Regions from separate parts of the Homo sapiens genome. Here all the other regions are linked to region 1. A link is a contact called in ENCODE Hi-C or POLR2A ChIA-PET data. All regions are on one chromosome and are shown on one strand. Each heading gives the region's core, a stretch centred on a gene start or an enhancer-like site at or near the end of the contact. The rest is flanking DNA. Distances are from core to core; before and after follow the strand shown. Region 1 holds the start of COX17 (cytochrome c oxidase copper chaperone COX17). Region 2 overlaps B4GALT4-AS1 (B4GALT4 antisense RNA 1). Region 3 overlaps ARHGAP31 (Rho GTPase activating protein 31).

What was found. A loop is a pair of places that touch in the nucleus more often than their neighbours do. ChIA-PET counts read pairs that join two places held with the same protein, here RNA polymerase II (POLR2A). Pooled maps may share reads with other maps.
Region 2: a loop to region 1 is called in a map of heart right ventricle, with 5 times the contacts of the local background. The contact joins the enhancer-like site here to the promoter of COX17 in region 1. A Hi-C loop is called at or near these places in 41 of 168 maps with a recorded cell type or tissue (A673, B cell, CD4-positive, alpha-beta memory T cell and 28 more), 37 of 37 single-sample maps with no recorded cell type and 44 of 50 pooled maps. POLR2A ChIA-PET finds 5 or more read pairs at or near these places in 1 of 52 experiments (Caco-2).
Region 3: a pooled map shows a loop between it and region 1 (6-fold over the local background). The contact joins the enhancer-like site here to the promoter of COX17 in region 1. A Hi-C loop is called at or near these places in 4 of 168 maps with a recorded cell type or tissue (Caco-2, Right ventricle myocardium inferior, heart left ventricle and 1 more), 13 of 37 single-sample maps with no recorded cell type and 9 of 50 pooled maps. POLR2A ChIA-PET finds 5 or more read pairs at or near these places in 4 of 52 experiments (A673, IMR-90, OCI-LY7 and 1 more).

Annotation. Positions count from the first base shown.
Region 1 is chr3:119,675,855-119,678,945 of GRCh38, reverse strand. It overlaps COX17 (cytochrome c oxidase copper chaperone COX17), which reads left to right and starts at 1,540. Exons shown (of 3, transcript NM_005694.2): 1 at 1,540-1,742. The coding sequence starts at 1,636. RefSeq lists an enhancer at 1,102-1,361.
Region 2 is chr3:119,277,722-119,280,812 of GRCh38, reverse strand. All of the region lies in intron 3 of B4GALT4-AS1 (B4GALT4 antisense RNA 1), which reads right to left. Among named protein-coding and RNA genes, the nearest start is that of ARHGAP31, 15 kb to the left of the region's middle. Within about 2 kb of position 1,657, at least 11 of the 41 ENCODE cell types and tissues checked have a DNase peak (open chromatin) inside an H3K27ac peak, as active enhancers do; they include endothelial cell of umbilical vein, heart left ventricle, heart right ventricle and 1 more, where a contact is called at or near this core.
Region 3 is chr3:119,400,031-119,403,121 of GRCh38, reverse strand. ARHGAP31 (Rho GTPase activating protein 31) reads right to left here. Exons shown (of 12, transcript NM_020754.4): 10 at 725-1,300. It overlaps LOC124906273 (a long non-coding RNA gene), which reads left to right. Exons shown (of 2, transcript XR_007096027.1): 2 at 525-3,091. Among named protein-coding and RNA genes, the nearest start is that of TMEM39A, 62 kb to the left of the region's middle. Within about 2 kb of position 1,506, at least 2 of the 41 ENCODE cell types and tissues checked have a DNase peak (open chromatin) inside an H3K27ac peak, as active enhancers do; they include OCI-LY7, where a contact is called at or near this core.

The DNA.
Region 1 (3,091 bases), core at 291-2,790:
ATAATTTGTTGAACCACATTTTATTGTATATTAAGGTTACAAGTGATGTTGATATTGCTCATCCAGGAAGCACTGTTTGATTAGCAAGATTCTAAACAATGTGAGTTAGCACCTAGTTGAAAGAATTGATAATAATGGATGAGGGTGAATTTAGAACATGAGGGTAATATGTTGTATTATTAAAAATATCAATCCAGAAGGAAATAAAAATCATCCTTATTGAAAGTTTTCAGATGACAAAATGGGGATGGTCTTAGTAACCTGAAAAATACACATATAGAAATTACTCTTATACAGCACCAGTTCACAGACACGCCTGTAAATTCCCTGAGTTAAATATCTATAATATAGAAACAAACTTTGATTAGGTGATGCTGAAAGTTTAAGTACCTAAAAATACCTATCACCCTGCAGCTATTGAACAGTGCCTCCAAGTCCTGCTTTAAAAAATGATTTTATTGGCCAGGCGCGGTGGCTCATGCCTATAACCTAGCACTTTTGGAGGCTGATGTGGGCGGATCACCTGAGGTCAGAGTTCGAGACCAGCCTGGCCAGCATGGCGAAACCCCGTCTCTACTAAAAAATGCAAAAATTACTCGGGCGTGGTGGTGCACACCTGTAATCCCAGCTACTCAGGAGGCTGAGGCAGGAGAATTGCTTGAACCCAGGAGGTGGAGGTTGCAGTCAGCCAAGATCGTGCCACTTCACTCCAGCCTGGGCGACAGAGCAAGACCCTATCTCCAAAAAATAAAATAAAATAAAATAAAAAAGAGTTTATTGCCTGTTTCCAACAATACTCTGCAGGAAAAAAATCCAATGATTATATCCATTTCATTGCGAATAAGACGGGCACCAGTTTATCTATGTACCTGAGGAAATGCTATGGAAATGGTATTTTTCAATTTTATTCATCAGTATATTAACGAATATATGACTGAATAATTCATACTGAATTCAGATCAGTTGGAGGGGGGCTATAAATGCAAATTAGCTGAGGATTTAATGTGCGTAGGAGGTGTATAGGGGGTTATAGGACCTTTTAAATTCCCCCAATAGTTGTGGACTCGGTGGTTCTATGTCTTGCTATTCATTTTTAAATAGGTCAATGAAAGAGAGGAAAGGCCTGCAGTGTGTGGGGATCAGGAAGAAGGCGGATAAAAGAAAAGGGGGAAACTAGTCTGTTATTCAAGGGAACTGGCTTTCACTTATGGTTTCTCCTGTTTGGCTTGAACAAATCATTTCACCATCTTGGGCTTCCGTTTCGATATTGGGTGGGGAGGAGCGGGTGTTACGAGATCTCTCAGTTGTCTTGCTGCTTTCTTTCTTCGTGAGCCCTCCCCAAGTTGATTTAACAAATACTCTATGACCTAGAGTCCTAGAGTGTAAATACCACAGTCCAGGTGAGCGTTCAGCGGGCCTCCTTGCGCATGCGCTGAAGGGGGCACCCTCTCGTTAAGGCCCGAATTTTGCCTCTTCTGCGCACGCGCTCCTTTTAAATTCCCCACCTGTCAGAGAGAAGCAGGACTTCCTGTACTTTTTAGAGCGACTGCCGGAAGTGACTGCGGACGAATCGGCGTTTGCCGAGGCTGGCATAGATTTGGCTGTCTCCGCTCATAGCTGCTTTTGGCGCGAAAGATGCCGGGTCTGGTTGACTCAAACCCTGCCCCGCCTGAGTCTCAGGAGAAGAAGCCGCTGAAGCCCTGCTGCGCTTGCCCGGAGACCAAGAAGGCGCGCGATGCGTGGTCAGTGCGCAGCCGGAGAGGGCGCGGCCGACGAGCCCCGGGCCGCGGCCTGTGCCTTCCGGTGCCTCTGCCCTACGGCCTCTGCCCTCTGCCTTCTGCCCTCTGCCCTCTGCCTTCTGCCCTCTGCCCTCTTCCTTCCCCCCTTCCCCCACTCCTCCTCCCTGTCTGCCCCCCCCCCCCGCCCCGCCCCGCCCCGCCCCATTGCGGCGCTCTGGAGATAATTATTGGGCCTTGTAGGTTTCGTGGTCGGGTCTCTGTTGACTTATCCCGTAGCTTAGTACCGGGAAACGATGGAGAGAGAGGAGAACGGCAAGCTTCAACCACTCATTCCTTCCTACAAATGTGTGTTGAGTATCTGTTATGGGTTAAGCACTGCGTTAGGTCCGAAGATGTAGACATGGATAAAGATGCATCTTGATATAAAGGAGCTTAAAGTTAATGGAGACATAAACCAGTGACTTGTATACGACGTGGTAAGGGCTATGATAGATTTGTTAAGACCAAACAGGAAAGGTTTTCTGGTAATTTCTAAGGCTTTCTCCCAAAATTTAGAGACAGTAGGACACAGAGTGTATTCCTTACAGTTCTGAAGAGTTACGCTTCAACCCTTTTAAGACAACCAAAAGTTGAAAATCAATCAGTCTACGACGCAGGGGACAAAGTATTAAGAATAGTTCATCTAGATTGTCAATCCACAAAAGATTTGTTCTCATTTTATATAGCCTCTCTTGTGGAGCAAATCTCATTAGAGGACGTCCTCAGATAACGTGAATGTGCATCTCTTCCTCTGGCCCCTTTTGTCTTCCCAGATAGTAGATATAAGAAAGAAATCATTAGTGGTATAATGGGATAATAAGAGTGTAGGAGCTCAGTGCTTTTATTAATCCTCAGTACTTTGTAAATAATACGGGTAGGATTGAAAGACTAGTCTGAACAAATTGTTCCAGTGGTAACAGTAAGTGCTGTTGAACCTTGAATGGTATGACAGCATGATTAAGAGTCTGGGATCCACAGTCAAGGTTTGAATCTTAATCCACTAACTTGGTGACCTTGAGCCTCATGTGTCTGTAAAATGACTCTAATAAAAGAAACTCCCTCCAGTATTATTGTAAAGGTTAATGATACAAGCCATGTCAAGTGGCTAACACAGTATACATGGCAATAAATGATCAATGAATGCTAGCTATTATCTTCACAATGATCTCACTATCCCAGGCAATCTCCCATTTGCAGGCAGCTCTTGAGCTATTGAAGGATGGGTAGAGTTTCCATGGAAGGAGAACCTATTCCCTTTGTTAAATTCCCTTTGCCTCGATTGCCTCAGACCACGTGGGTTCTCCCCAAATATC
Region 2 (3,091 bases), core at 408-2,907, 400 kb after region 1:
AAAGCACTGGGAGACTGCTTTATATCCTCACTTCCCCAGCTGAGAACATAATTCAGTTACTTTACCATCAACTACCAATTTTGGGGTAGAAAGGGTGATGTAAAGTGAATAGCAAGAAAGAATAAGACTCGATGATAAATGAAGTATTATTTTTTATAGTAACCGTGCATTTATCAGGGACCCTAACTGCTAACTCAAAATCTCAGACATTTATTTAAAAGACTAGATGTAGGAGACAGTAGAGTCCAAAACCTCTCCGGGTTTATAAGACTGGGGACTGGTAAGAGTAAAAACTGTTTTTTTTTTTTTGGAGAATGATAATACATACTTCTCTACACATCAAGGGCCATATCAGAAATTTCAGGAGGAAATGTCCTTTGATAGTATAAAATGCAAGACTGAGGAGAAGCTGAGAAGTTAGGACTAGAGATTAGATGAGACATCAGGATAAATTATTTGAAATTATTTGAGAAATAAGTTTTTCCTCACCAATATTTTACTTATGCGCTAATTTCTTTGTATTGAATAGTATTCAAAAATAGAGGTTTGGAAATCTTTTGTGTTCTATAGTGTTTAAAAAACCATAATGACATTTGACCCATATGCACAGTTGTAGCATTAAATCAATCTTCAATGTTTCAGAAATGAACAAACCAGGCAGTACAAGACCCCCTTGTCCCACTCCACCATGGGCACTAGACACTGCCAAACAGCAGCGGGACACTTCCTTCCTAGAGTCACATGTGGACGAGAGACTTCACAAGGCCTGAAAGAGCCAAGTGCTGTGAGTGGAATTATTATTATACCAATGCCTGAATCTGCACAGCGTCTTGCATTAGGCTTTAAGTCTGAATCTGGATCCATTTGGGTTAAGATTTGTGTCCAGTGGCCCAGAGGGAAGAAGCCTGGCAGGGTGTGTCCCAAGGACCTCACATTGGATTCTGGGGTCCCTCTCAGCAGCTGGGTTTGAGATGATTTCTCTTGCCTCTTGTGCTGTATCTTTGGAGTTCCCACACTGGACAGAGTCTTTGGGTAGAAAAACCTTCATCTCTCACAGAATACAGCAGTCCTCAGGAAAGAGAATGAACTGTCCATTTGACTTATTTTTAATAATCTTGTTATATTTTGTTGCCTCATTCTGCCCTGCTCCCCCTCTTGCTCTGTTTCGCACCCCTTTGGGAACGTTGCCTCTTTCTAGCTGAACCAGGGAAGGAGCAGAACCCTGAGCTCAGTCTGTCTCCCCCCAGGGTCTCTGAATACTGGAGCCAGCGATTTTCTTAGGTGGGTGGGGATCTGTCCCGCCCCGTTCATTGTGTTCCATGGTTTCCTGTCCACTGCCTGTAACCCTTTACCAATCTGCCAGGCGCCTCTTAACACAAAAGGGAGGAGATGGGGGAAGGGAGTACTGAGGAAAAACATCCCTATAAATAGCCCTCTTGAACAAAATTGTTTTCCCCAATACACAGTTGTTGTTAGGCCTTGATGCCTAGTAATCTGCCTCTGTACGCTCTTCCCCTTCCATTTCAGCCCTCCCTACAGGCCTGGTTTTCCTACTCAGTCCTGTCCATGAGATGGAGGTGCTGTAAAGGTTCTTGTAAACATTCGTGTCCCCAGAGGCTCCTCCCCAGCTCTGGGCACACAGACTGTGGACTCAGGCCAACCTGGGCTCCATGCCTGACTCTGCCACTGATTTGCCCAGTGGTTGGACACATGACTTAACTCCTCTGAGCCACAGTTTTCCCATCTGTTAAATTGGAGTGATAATATCTACCTTGTTAGACTGTTGTGAGGATTAAATAAGATAATGAAAATGCCTAGCACTTTGTTTATACCGAGGTAGAAGCTTGATACATAAATGAGAGTGATTTTTATTGTCTTCTCACTGAGCGATTCTTCCATTTCCTCCATCATTATCCAGTTTATTCATGTCTTTTTCACATTTCCTTATCCTGATCCCTTGTCCCATGTTAAATATATTTATAAGACTTTAAGTTTATTTTATTGTCATTAATTTATTTTTACCATTCCCAGTTCCAACATAGTTTGAGATGATTTCCTTTACACATAAGTGCTTAGAACCTGGAAAATTTTTCAGAAAGGGCAAGACTGTTTCTTGTAAAACAGTTTTTCTTTCTTTCTCTTTCTTTCTTTCTTTCTCTTTCTTTCTTTCTTTCTTTCTCTTTCTTTCTTTCTTTCTTTCTTTCTTTCTTTCTTTCTTTCTTTCTCTTTCTTTCTCTTTCTCCTTCCTTCCTTCCTTCTTTCTTTCTTTCTTTTTCTCTTTCTTTTTTTTGACGGAGTCTTGCTCTGTCACACAGGCTGGAGTGCAGTGGTGAGATCTCGGCTCACTGCAACCTCCGCCTCCCAGGTTCAAGCGATTCTCCTGCTTCAGCCTCCCGAGTAGCTGGGACTACAGGTGCGTGCCACTGCCCCCGGCTAATTTTTGTATTTTTAATACAGGCAGGGTTTCACCATGTTGGCCAGGCTGGTCTCGAACTCCTGACCTCAGGTGATCCACCCGCCTTGGCTTCCCAAAGTGCTGGGATTACATGCCCGAGCCACCGCATCCGGCCATAAAACAGTTTTCTAACACGGAGGGCACATTGCTTTTTGTGGGCTATTTGGGAAATGGTTTTGATTGTGGCTCACACTTTTCTTACATCTCTGGTATCCCAGGACCTGTTTTCATTCCCATCTCGGGAATACAGTATGCAGAAGTTAGTTTGGAGACAAGAGTTATAACAGGTCAAACATACAAATTACCCTCGATATATATTCGCTCCCCTAAAGTTGTGAACATTTGTAAGTTGGATAATATAGGCCTGTTGTTTTTCATTCTACCTTTTGGATATATGTTTCCAAGCTTGTGGTGGGGGGGTGGGTAGAAGTGGGGAGAAGGGGTTCCACTTTGTAATCAAAATCACACTTGAATCTTAACATTTATTTCAGAGAATATTCTTCTTTTTTCAACCTTCAATACACAAGTATTTTAATCTCCATTTTGATCTTAAAAGAAGCTAGTCAAATACACACAGATCTCATTTACTTATGTGCTTTCTCAAAGTAAGATGCATATGTATGCATGTAGGTATGT
Region 3 (3,091 bases), core at 257-2,756, 280 kb after region 1:
GTTCTCCCTGCTTCCATTTTATGTGGCCCATGTTTGCTTGTTAATTAAAGAAACTCTCTTCACTCCAGACACACCCAGAGACTCAAGTCTGGCCAATCTCAGAACCCAATTAGCTGGAAACAGTGATTGGTCCAAGGCTGGGCATGGGACTCAGGCAGATCCAATCAGAATCCTTCCTGCATTTGATATCAGAAAATTGGGAGAGGGATGCTCTTTCTCGTTGCTAGGGTTGCTAGCCATGTTGTCTGCAAATATAAAGTAGAAATAAGGATGGGTGGATGGAAAGAGAAGGAGACTGGAAGAACTGAATCCCCAATTCCAGCTCTGCAGCTCTGCATTCCATTCTGTGAGTTTTTCTCCTGCCTTCTCACTCTGTGAGCAAATAAAATAATAATAGGTAATATTTATTATATACTTATTGTATGTAGACACTGTTCTGAGAGCTTCATATGTATTAAATAATTTAATATTTACAACAAACTTATGAAAAAGGTATTATTAACATAATTATTCCCATTTTACAGATTAAGAAACCGAGGCACAGAGTGGTTACATTAACCTGCTGAAGATCACGCAGTAAAATGGCAGAGCGTGGATTTGTACCCAATCGGGCTCTAGAGCCCACAGGCTTAACCACCGCACTATATTGCCTTGCAAACTCAAGCAAATTTAAGTCTGGTTTTTCTCTCTTGCAACGGAAAGATACCCTCTCTCCTCTACTTACCTGCAGAAGTCTCAGCTCCCAGCGGTTTCTCTTCTTCTGGCCAGCCTCCGCTCTCTGATCCATGAAAAGAAAACTCTTCCAGGCTGGAAAGAGACTGCAGCTCCTTCGGGGGTGTTCTGCACGGCGTGCTGTTGGTGCTGATGACTGCGGACACGCGGAGCGGCACAGATACCGCAAAGGGCTCGGAGATGTTCAGCGCCTTGCGCTGGTTACGCGGCGAGGGCTCCATCTGGAAGAGGCTGCTGGTGAAGACGGATTTGCTAGGGCTGTCGTTCGAAGTGTAGAACATACCCAACATCTTTGGGGCTGTTTGCTCGCTCTCCGGATCCTCAACAGGCCGGAAAACCTTCAGCTGTTCCGGTGGGGGCCGGGCCTGAGCGCCCTGGAGATGGCTGCGATCACTGCTCACATCAAAGCCACCCTCAGCCCCGGGAGGCATCCCCTCCTGGCCCCATTCGCCCTCCTGCTTGGTGAGGTCACATGAGCTGCCGGTGCCGGTGGAGTGCATCTTTGTTGCTGGAATGAAAAATCCACCGGTGGTAACTGTTCGATTGAAATTTCCCTTGGTTTCTTTTCCTAGTAAAAAGGAACAAGTGTATGGTCAGCAGCCGGGGCACACATACAATAGCAGGCCTTCCAGTAAGGGCAGGCACACGACATTTGAATACTAGAGAGGCACAGCATTCTAACAGGGGCATAACCGCCCAGATAAAGACAGGTAACATCTGGATGACAAAAGAGAAAGCACTTCCTCATATGCACAGAATTTCAGCATGATGCTTTGGTAGGTTCATTTGCTGTTGTGCCATACAGATCACTTTTAAACTTTGCAGGTAGAGCAGTTTTCAAAAAAAGATTACTGCTAAAGTTGCTAAACAGAGCCATCATCTACTAGGCATTAAATGTAGACCATGAAAAAATAAAGAGACAGATGGGAGGCGGTAGGATGATGTTTGCTCAAAATGAAGAAGACAAAAAGGAAAAATAAACAGAATCTTGTCTTATTTTAGAACTTTAAAACTTTTTGTTTTAAGTTTTCTCTGGCAGATGGACCCAGACAGGGGGGTTTGATTTCCCAGCAAGGAAACAAATGCTATTAACAACTAGACCTTCCCCACCTTTTCTCAGGCTTCTTCCTGTTGATTCAGAGGATGAGAAACTAGAAATGTAAATTAACTAACTGTTAGAAAGCACAGTTGTGAGGAGTGAATTTTTTTTTTTTTTTTTGAGATGGAGTACAGCTCTGTCGCCCAGGCTGGAGTGCAGTGTCGTGATCTCGGCTCACTGCAACCTCCACCTCCCGGGTTGAAGTGATTCTCCTGCCTCAACCTCCTGAGTAGCTGGGATTACAGGCACCTGCCACCGCGCCCGGCTAATTTTTGTATTTTTAGTAGAGAGGAGATCTCACCATGTTGGCCAGGCTGGTCTTGAACTCCTGACCTCAGGTGATCTGCCTGCCTCGGCCTCCCAAAGTGCTGGGATGACAGGCATGAGCCACTATGCCCAGACCAAGTTCTTGACTTAGAAATAAAGGCAAGGAAGAGAAAAGCCTACGTGGGAAGTAAATAAGCTTGGAGATGATACGCGAGTTGCCAGGAATCTAGAAAATAATTTCTAACTTGGTACTAAGCACTAAACTGGGCATCTTACATAACTGTATGCTTAAAATTCTTATGACCACCCTGTAAGGAAGTGTAATGATCTTTAACACATGAGGACATCGAGACTCAGCAGTTAGATGACCTAATACTCACATGCCATGTATATAAAAACCTATATGTTGAAATATTAACTCCTGCAAAACTGGGCAATAACTGCCAAGAAGTTTCCAAACCAAAGCAAATAGATGAATATAAAAGTAAGAAAATGCTGAAAGTATCGAGTTAACTTAAGAAGATCTCACTGAGTGTTATACAGGTTTAGAATTATTATTATTTTTTTTTTGAGACAGGCTGGAGTGCAGTGGCGCAATCTCAGCTCACTGCAATCTCTGCCTCCTGGGTTCAAACGATTCTCGTGCCTCAGCCTCTGCCTCCTGGGTTTAAGTGATTCTTGTGCCTCGGCTTCCTGAGTAGCTGGAATTATAGGCATGCACCACCACGCCTGGCTAATTTCTTGTATTTTTTTTAGTACAGAGAGGATTTCACCATGTTGGCCAGGCTGGTCTCGAACTCCTGGCCTCAAGTGATCCACCTGCCTCAGCCTCCCAAAGTGCTGGGATTACAGGCATGAGCCACCACACCCGGCCCGGGTTTAGAATTATTTTTAAAATGTTGTTCTAAAGATTTTCTGTATTGTTTTGGTCTGACCCATTTTTGAAAGAGAAAAATGTCTTGTATTAAAGGGGCTGGAAAGTCATGGGATAAG